Regions from separate parts of the Homo sapiens genome. Here region 1 is linked to region 2. Evidence: read pairs that join two places in POLR2A ChIA-PET (ENCODE). Cell type or tissue: CD4-positive, alpha-beta T cell. All regions are shown on one strand.

Region 1 (5,000 bases), 57 kb after region 2:
ATTAAAAAGCAGAAATAATTATCAGGCAGAAATTCTGGAGCTAGTCAATGCAATTGATAAACTGAAGAATGCATCAGAATCTCTCAACAGCAAAACTGATCAAGCAGAAGAAAGAATTAGTGAGCTTGAAGACAGGCTATTTGAAAATACAGAGTCAGTGAAGTCAAAAGAAAAAAGAATAAAAAAAATGAAGCATGCTTACATGGTCTAGAAAACAGCCTCAAAAGGGAAAATCTAAATTATTGGCCTTAAAGAGGTGGTAGAGAGAGAGAATAGGGTAGTTTATTCAAAGAGATAATAACGAAGAACTTTCCAAACCTAGAGAAAGATGTCAATATTCAAGTACAAGAAGGTTATACAACACCAAGCAAATTTAACCCAAATAAGACTACCTCAAGTCATTTAATAATCAAACTCCCAAAGGTCAAGGATAAAGAAAAGATCCTAAAAGCACCAAGACAAAAGAAATAAGTAACATATAAGGCAGCTCCAGTATGTCTGGCAGCAGATTTTTCAGTGGAAACCTTACAGGCCAGAAGAGTAGTATGATATATTTAAAGTGCTGAAAAAAACCCTTTTATCCTGGAATATTATATCCAGTGAAAATATCTTTCAAACATGAAGGAGAAATAAAGACTTTATCAGACTAACAAAAATTGAGTGATTTTTTTTTTAAACACCAGACCTGTCCTATAAGAAATGCTAACGGGAATTCAATCTGAAAGAAAGGGACATTAATGAGCAATAAGAAATCATCTGAAGGTACAAAACTTACCGGTAAGTAACAACAAGTACACAAACAAATAAAGAATACTGTAACAGTGTAATTGTGGTGTGCAAACTACTTCTATCTTAAGTAGGAAGACTAAAAAGATGCACCTATCAAGAATAATAACTGCAACAAATTTTTAAGACAGAGAGTATAATAAGATATAAACAGAAACAACAAAAACTTGAGAGGAGATGAAGTTAAAGTATTGAATTTGTATTAGTTTTCTCCTTGCTTGTTTGTTAGCTTCTTTGTTCAATTTTGCAATCAGAGTTGTCATTCGCTTAAAATAATGGGTTACAAGACGTTATTTGCAAGCCTCATGGTAACCTCAAATCAAATACCTACAACAGTTACACACACAAAAAAAAGAAAAAATCAAAACATACCACCAGAAAAAAATCACTTCCAAAAAAAAGGAAGACAGGAAGGAAAGAAGGAAGAGAAGACCACAAAACAACCAGAAAACAAATAACAAAATGGTAGGAGTAAGTCTTTACTTATCATTAATAACATTGAACGTAAATGGACTAAACTCTCCAAACCAAAGACATAGACTGGCTACATGGATTAAAAACACAAAACAAAACAAGACCCAGTGATCTGTTGCCTACAAAAAACACACTTTACCTACAAAGACACACATGGACTGAAAATGAAGGGATGGAAAAAGATATTCCATGCAAATGAAAATCAAAACAAGAGCAGGAGTAGCTATACCTATATCAGATAAAATACATTTCAAGACAAAAACTATAAATACAAACAAAGATGGTCATTATATAATGGAAAAAGGATCGATTCAACAACAGGATATAACGATTATAAATATAAATACACTCAACGCTGGAGCACCCAGATATGTAAAGCCAATATTTATTTATTTAATTAATTTATTTATTGAGACAGGGTCTTACTCTGTTGCCCAGGCTGGAGTGCAGTGGTGTGACCATGGCTCACTGTAATGGCTCACTGTAGCCTTGACCTCCCAGGCTCAGCTGATCTTTCCACCTCAGCCTCCTGGGTAGCTGGGACTACAAGCACAAGCCACTATGCCCAGCTAATTTTTTGTAATTTGTTGTAGAGACACAGTTTTACCATGTTTCCCAGGCTGGTCTCAAACTCTGGACTCAAGTGGCCCACCTGCCTTGGCCTCCAAAAGTGCTAGCATTACAGGCGTGAGCTACCACATCCAGCCTAAAGTCTTAAAACATTAAAAAAAAAAAAACCGAAATCATATAAAATATATTCTCCGACCACAATGGACTAACACTAGAAATCAATAACAAGAAGAACGTGGAAACTATACAAACACACGGAAATTAAACAATATGCTCCTGAATGACCAGTGGGCCAATGAAGAAATTAAGAAGAAAAGTGAAAAATTCCTGGAAACAAATGGATGTTAACTGTCGCCACTGTTATTTAACATAGGACTGAAAGTCCTAGCTAGAGCAATCAGACAAGAGAAAGAAATAAAGGGCATGAAAATTGAAAAGGAAGAAGTCAAATTATCTTTGTTTGCAAATGATATAATCCTATATTTAAAGAAACTAAAGACACCACCAAAAAACTATTAGAGCTGATAAACAAATTCAGTGAAGTTATAGGATACAAAATCAACATACAAAAATCAGTAGCATTTCTTTTTTTTTTTTTTTTTTTGAGACGGAGTCTCGCTCTGTCCCCCAGGCTGGAGTGCAGTGGCATGATCTCGGCTCACTGCAAGCTCCAACTCCCGGGTTCACACCATTCTCCTGCCTCAGCCTTCCAAGTAGCTGGGACTACAGGCGCCTGCCACCACGCCTGGCTAATTTTTTAGTATTTTTTTTTTTTAGTAGAGACGGGGTTTCACTGTGTTAGCCAGGATGGTCTTGATCTCCTGACCTTGTGACCCACCCGCCTCAGCCTCCCAAAGTGCTGGGATTACAGGTGCTAGCCACCATGCCCGGCCAAAAATCAGTAGCATTTCTATATGCCAACAGCAACAGTCTGAATAAGAAATTGAGAAAGTAATTCCATTTACAACAGCTACAAATAAAATACTTAGGAACAAACTTAACCAAAGAAGTGAAAGATCTCTACAATCAAAACTATAAAAAATTGATGCAAGAAATTAAACAGGGCACAATAAAAACAGAAAGATATTCCATGTTCATGGATTGAACGAATCAATATTATTAAAATGTCCATACTACCCTAAGCAGTCTACAGATTCAATATAATCCCTATCAAAATACCAATGACATTCTTTACAGATATAGAAAAAACAATCCTAAAATGTATATGGAACCACAAAAAACCCAGAATAGCCAAAGCCATCCTGAACAAAAAGAACAAAACTAAAGGAATCATGTTACCTGACTTCAAGTTATACTACAGAGCTATAGTAACCAAAACGGGATGGTACTTGCATTAAAACAGACACATAGATCAATGGAACAGAATAGAGAACCCAGAAACAAGTCCATACATCTACACTGAACTCATTTTTTACAAAGTTGCCAAAAACATTCAATGGGGAAAAGACAGTCTCTTCAATAAATGTTGCAATAAATACACAGCAGAATGAAACTAGACCCCTATCTCTCACCATATAGAAAAATAAAATCAAAATGGATTAAAGACTTAAATTTCATACCCAAAACTATGAAACTACTAAAATAAAACTTTGGAGAAACTCTCCAGGACATTGGTCTGGGCAGAAATTTCTTGAGCAGTACCCCAAAAGCACAGGCTGCCAAAGCAACGAAGGACAAAGAGGATCACATTAAAAAACTTCTGCACAACAAAGGCAACAATCATCAAAGTGAAGAGATGACCCACAGAATGGGTGGAAATATTTGTAAACTACCCATCTGGCAAAGGATTAATAACCCAAATATATAAGGAGCTCAAACAACTTAATAGGAAACAAAACAAATTTAATAGTCTGATTTTAAAATGAGCTTAAGGTCTGAATAGACATTTCTCGAAAGAAGACACCAAATGGCAAACAGGTATATGAAAATGCGCTCAAAATCACTGATCACCACAGAAGTGCAAATTAAACCTACTATGAAATATCATCTCACCCCAGTTAAAATATTTTTTTATCAAAAAGACAGGCAATAATGAATGTGGGTGAAGATGTGGAGAAAGAGAAATCCTCATACAATATTGGTGGGAATGTAAATTAGTACAGCCACTATAAAAACAGTATGAGGTTCCTCAACAAACTAAAATAGAACTACCATATGATCCATCAACCCCACTGCTAAGTATACACCCAAAAGGAAGAAAATTAATATATCAAAGAGATATCTATACGCCCATGTTTATTGCAGCACTATTCACAATAGCCAGGATTTGGAATCAACCTAAGTGCCCATCAACAAATGAATGGATAAAGAAAATGTGGTACATATACACAGTGGAATACTTTTCAGTCATAAAAAAGAATAAGATTCTGTCATTTGCAATGACGTGGCTGGAACTGGAGGACATTATGTTAAGTGAAGTAAGCCAGGCACAGAAAGACAAACTTCACATGTTCTCACTCATTTGTGGGAGCTAAATTTAAAACAATTGAACTCATGGAGACAGAGAGTAGGAGGATGGTTACCAGAGGCTGGGAAGTGTAGTGTGGGCAGGGGTAGGAAAAAGGGATGGTGAGTAGGTACAAAAATTACTTAGATACAATGAATATGATTTCGTATTTGATAACACTAAAGGGTGACTACAGTCAGCAATAATTTGTTACACATTTTGGAATAACTGAGGGGGTATAATTGAAATGTTAGTAACACAAAGAAATGATGAATTCTTAAAGTGATGGATTTACCCTGATGGGGTTATTACACATTATGTGCCTGTAACAAAATACCTCATGTACTCCATCAATATATACACCTACTATGTACCCATAAAAATTAAAAATAAAAAAAGTTAAAAATATAAAATAAAATATAAATGACATAAGGTTGATCACCTTTAAAAAAAAAGTTGCCAGAAAAAACAGTGGGACAAAGATAATATTAACACTGATTTATCATCAGAGACAAGTCAGCCAGAAGAAAATAGAACAAGATTTTCAAGGTCTTGAAAGAAAAAAACTGTCAACCTATAACTGTATATCCAACACATATATTCCTCAAAACACAAAATAGAAATACATTTTTTAGACAAACAAAAACAGAGAATTTGTTGCCAGCAGATCTACTCTACAAGAAATATTTTAAAATTTCCTCAG
Region 2 (5,000 bases):
TAAATTGGTATCAGTCACTCAAAAATATGGTCAGGTATACATACATATATATATATATATATATATATATATATATATATATATATATATACCCAATGTGCCAAAAGTAACACCCACAGTTCTCTCTGAGACATGCCTTTCTCTCTCTGGACTTCATCAGGATATGCCAAGCTACTCTAAAGAAGGGCTCTTAAGAGTCCAAGAAACTCCTGTGTCTGGCTGAGGAGTAAAGAGAGTGGAACCCAGAGGGTGTCACCTGCCTCGTTGAAGGTCTCATAAGCCAAATTAAAGAGTTCAGTTTTATTTTGAAAGAAATGAGCAGGAGCCTCTGGAGGGTTTTAAGCATAGGGTTGATGTAGTCAAATCTGTGGTTTAGAAAAATCAACTGTCCAGTCCCAGGAGCTTGGAGGAAGGAGGCAGGAAGACCAACAGGAGACTGTTGAAGTAAGTCTGGTAATAAACAATGAGGGCTTCAGGTGATTCGTGATCATAGGGATGAAAGAGGGGGAAAATGAAGACATACCGGGATATTTGTGGAAGAAAATCCAGCTTTCTAATATAATTATATATTATACAAACTATAATGTTACACAGAGACCAATGAAGCGAATCACACACTCAAGCTATTCTTTTAAGAAGTTTGGCATTTTGTGGCCAGGCGCAGTGGCTCACACCTGTAATCCCAGCACTTTGGGAGGCTAAGGAGGGCGGGTCATGAGGTCAGGAGATCGAGACCAGCCTGACCAACATGGTGAAACCCCGTCTCTACTAAAAATACAAAAAATTAAGCCAGGCATGGTGGCACACACCTGTAGTCGGGAGCCTGAGGCAGGAGAATGGCTTGAACCCGGGAGGTGGAGGTTGCAGTGAGCCGAGATCATGCCACTGCACTCCAGCCTGGGTGACAGAGCGAGACTCCATCTAAAAAAAAAAAAAAAAAAAAGAAGTTTGGCATTTTGTTTTCCTTCTGCTCCCTAAAGTTTGGTCACTAACATTATGTGTCAACACCCATTGAATTTAAGGAGCAGTTGTTCAAGTTTGATCATGAGCACATGGACTGCACACAGTTGTCTGCCCAAGGTGCTGAGCATCCATTTGGCTGAATTCTTAATGAACCACGAGGCTCACTTCATTCTTCACTCCTTTAAAGACCAAGATGACTTTGGCCAGCATATTCAAAATGCATCTTAACTCTTCTCTGTGTTTTGTCCATTTCAAATGATATGTGCCCTAGTTTGGGTTCACTAGAAACAGATGTTTTTGAAGAATCAGACACACAAGAAGAATTATTGAGGAAGGGAGAAGGCTGGACGAGTTTCAGACTATAATGCAGGCTGACTCCCAGGGAAAGAAATTGGACAGGAAGGAGCACTGGGGAGGAAGCGTCTCAAACCACAGTCCTCGAGTCAGAGCCACACGCCTCTTGCTGGAGTGGGCTTGCCTTAGTGCCTCTGCTATGCTCAGCCGTCCCAGGGATCAGCCCCCTGGGGAGTGTGGCTCAGCACATTGTGGTGCTGAATCCGGAAGCAGCACCTGGGGCCAGTCAGGCAATTTTGCTCTTCACAGTAGGAGACCTGAGTGGTACATTTTCATGGCCACCCGCCTTCTCTCTATTTTCTGTTCTTCTGGCCTTTGCTCTCCAAAATACCATTTTTCTCTAAGCCTGTATTCTTCCTCTACAAAATCAGAAATATGATAATCGAATCTTAAGCATTCTTCCAACATTTGACAAAGATGAGGAACTCAGCCCTGGGCACCCAAGAGGTCCCCATGAAACTTTATAGCAGGAAAATATTATTCTCATTTTTGTTAGGGTTCATTCCTTTTCTCCAGTCCCACATCCCCCAGCATAGTGTTGTGCCTACGTCGCTAAGGGAATTGTGCCCCATTCCCACACTGTAAAAAGATGCCAGAATGCACCAAATTCCACAGTACACCATCAGGCCACTCTCTTTCTCTCTCTCTCTCTCTCTCGTGTGTGTGTGTATGTGTGTGTGCGTGTGCGTGTGCATGCGCGCATGTTTTGGGGGGAGGTATTCTCCCACAGTGTTAGCTTTTAAATGTTTTAAGTCGCTGGCTTTTTTTTTTTTTTCTCTAGAAGACCTGGTGATTTTATCATAAACAGTTTCTGAAGATCCTCCTGGCCTAGATGAGCTGTTCACCTTTGAAGTTGCTATGGAAACCAGTGCGGTTTTTTTAAATATATAAATTATTGATGTAGAGGAAAGAGAGGCTGTGATGCTTCAAAGAAAGGCAAATGAGGCATTGGAAGATATGAAAAAGTGAAATACCTAAACATATTAAGTATCAAGAACAACCTTTCCATCTTCACTCAAGCTGTCCTATTAATAATAGGAAGCTTTCAGGAATTCTATACGTAAGGAATAAGAGCTCTTATTTCTGTGCCCAAAGGTCAATTAGCACCAGTTGGCTGAATAAGTGGATGAAGAATGGGAAATACAGCAACCCCGAGACAGTGTTAGGTAAACTATCCTGGTCACAATCTACTGTTGGAATGAAAGGCGTTGATCACCTCATGATTAGCTGGTTGTCACAGCTTTCCATCAGCTCTGTTCCTTAAACCCTGAGAGTTTCCACCATGAATCACTCATTCACTTTGGACAATTCTATTTTCTGGGTTGTGGAGGTTTGAAAATTGGTGTCCACAAAAATATCACACTGTGAAGTAGCTCAAAAAAGCCAGCGGTGGTATACTATTGTAGGCCAGAGGCTTCTGGCTGAATCAATGTAACCACTATATCCAGGTGTTATGATCTCTCAAGCATAAAATAAGATCACATTAATTTTTAATGGATGGAACCCACAGACTGGCTTCGTAGCTAGATCTCAGACTCTTGTAGGGGCCACAGAGATTCACTACATTTTTGTGGGGTGTGTGTGTGTGTGTGCATGTGTGTTGAGACAAACTCTTGTTCTGTTACCCAGGCTGGAGTGCAGTGGCACAATCTCAGCTCACTGCAGCCTCTGCCTCCTGGGTTCAAGTGATTCTCTTGCCTCAGCCTCCAGAGTAGCTAGGATTACAGGCGCCCACCACCACACCCAGCTAATTTAGATATATATATAGTATTTTTAGTAGAGATGGATTCACAATGTTGGCCAGGCTGGTCTCAAACTCCTGACCTCAACTGATCTACCCAGCTCGGTCCCTCAAAGTGCTGTGACTACAGGCATGAGCCATCGCACCCGGCTGAGATTCCCTGCCTTCAAAGAAGAGGGATCCCCACTCAAAGAAGGACTTACCTGGCTGCTAAGAGTGCTGCTGCCCCTTCAGCTCCTGCCTCAGCTGCAAAGAGCTGCCTTGCCTAGTGTTACACTCTTCCTGGGATGGCTTGTACTCAGTAATGGATGAAAGCCGGCGTATAAAGTCCCAGCTATTTCAGTCCATTGCAGAGCAATTCTGATGCTTTTTGGCTCACAGCCACCTGTTGGACTGGTCAAGGATGTTGGGCCTGCATCTCAATTTGCCTTCTTTCTCAGCCTGATCTAGCTTCCTTCTCTCTTCCACATGTGTTGATTTCAAGGGTGCTTCCTAATAAACATCCTGAGCAGTGAACTCCATCTCAGTCTGCCTGCCAGAGGACCCAAATTGCAGCAATTCCTCCCAGCCCCATGCCACCTGGCAATGCCAAGTAAAATACAAAATGCCTGGTTAAATTTGAATTTGAGATAAGCAACTAATACCTTTTTAGTATAGGTATGTCCCAAATATTTTTATGGCCTAATCTGTATGCCTAGTATGACATTGGATTAAATAAATGTTTGTTGGATGAACTAGAATTTTAGGATCCTGTCTTACAATAGAGAACCCTGTTACACAGAAGAGGCAGAGGTGGGCAATGGTTCCTTGCACTTCATTATGCAAGTATTTTACAAAATGTTCACAGATAAGCAATATCTCAATTACCTGGGGGTGCTTGTATAAATGCAGATTCTCAGGACTCACCAGATTTACTGAAGGAGAACCTCTGGGGCTGACCCCTGGAAATTTGCATTTGTAGTAAGCCTCCTAAGTGATTCTTCTGCTCCTAAAGTTTAAGAAGCTTCCATACTATGACCTGTGGCCTTGAACTAGAAAGACCAGTTTGATCCAAATTAGGAAGGCCTGTCTCTGAAGTCAACCAAGAACTGTAGAAAGCAGAGAATCAGTCCTGTCTCTATCTGTTTGGCCACTCTCTTTCTCTTTCCCCTTGAATCTCCTTCAGATGGAAAGTAAGTTCCTGGACCAGGCTGATCATCATAGTCTCTGGGAGCAGAGTTTAAAAGAATGCAGGTCTACGAAGTCATAGCCAAGGAGAATATTATGCTGACCACAACAGGGGCTGTGAGAAGTCAGAGTCACTGGGAAAGACTTTAGGGAGGAGATAGCTTTAAATGACAGGCAACGTTTGCACAGGCCCATTGGAAAGGCTTGAGCATTCTAGAATAACTGAGTCTACAGGCTTAGAGGCAGGATAAGCATGTTGTATTAATCTGTTTTTTATGCTACTAATAAAGACATACCAAGACTGGGTAATTTATAAAGGAAAGAGATTCAATTAACTCATGGTTCCACATGGCTGGGGAGGCCTCACAATCATGGCAGAAGGTGAATAAGGAGCAAAGTCACATCTTACATGGCAGCAGGCAAGAGAGCATGTGCAGGTGAACTCCCCTTTATAAAACCATCAGATCTCGTGAGACTTATTCATTACCACGAGAACAGTATGGGGGAAACCACCCCCATGATTCAATTATCTCCACCTGCCTTGATATATGGGGATTATTACAATTCAAGGTGAGATTTGGGTGGGGACACAGCCAAACCATATCACATGTCATAGGAGGCACTTACTGTTAGAAGGGTCTTGAAACTCAGTGACAAGGTGGCTTAAGATCCAGGTGGCAGATGCAGGAACCTAGCTTCAACATGGAGCCTCAGGTTCCTGCTGCAAGATGTTCCACTGGAAATAAGAGAAGGAATCTTCCAAAGGGTTTAATCA

The links. Peaks named below come from ENCODE experiments on the same cell type or tissue, not always from the same donor. Only the 100,000 strongest peaks of a DNase experiment are listed, where the experiment ranks them.
Region 1: POLR2A ChIA-PET joins it to region 2 with 7 read pairs; 3 of 35 experiments call an interaction of 5 or more read pairs at or near these places.

Annotation. Positions count from the first base shown.
Region 1 is chr10:93,882,500-93,887,499 of GRCh38, forward strand. No RefSeq gene overlaps it. Among named protein-coding and RNA genes, the nearest start is that of SLC35G1, 9.0 kb to the right of the region's middle. In CD4-positive, alpha-beta T cell, no CTCF peak of the experiment used is centred here; no DNase peak of the experiment used is centred here.
Region 2 is chr10:93,825,097-93,830,096 of GRCh38, forward strand. No RefSeq gene overlaps it. Among named protein-coding and RNA genes, the nearest start is that of SLC35G1, 66 kb to the right of the region's middle. In CD4-positive, alpha-beta T cell, no CTCF peak of the experiment used is centred here; a DNase peak (open chromatin) is centred at 2,145.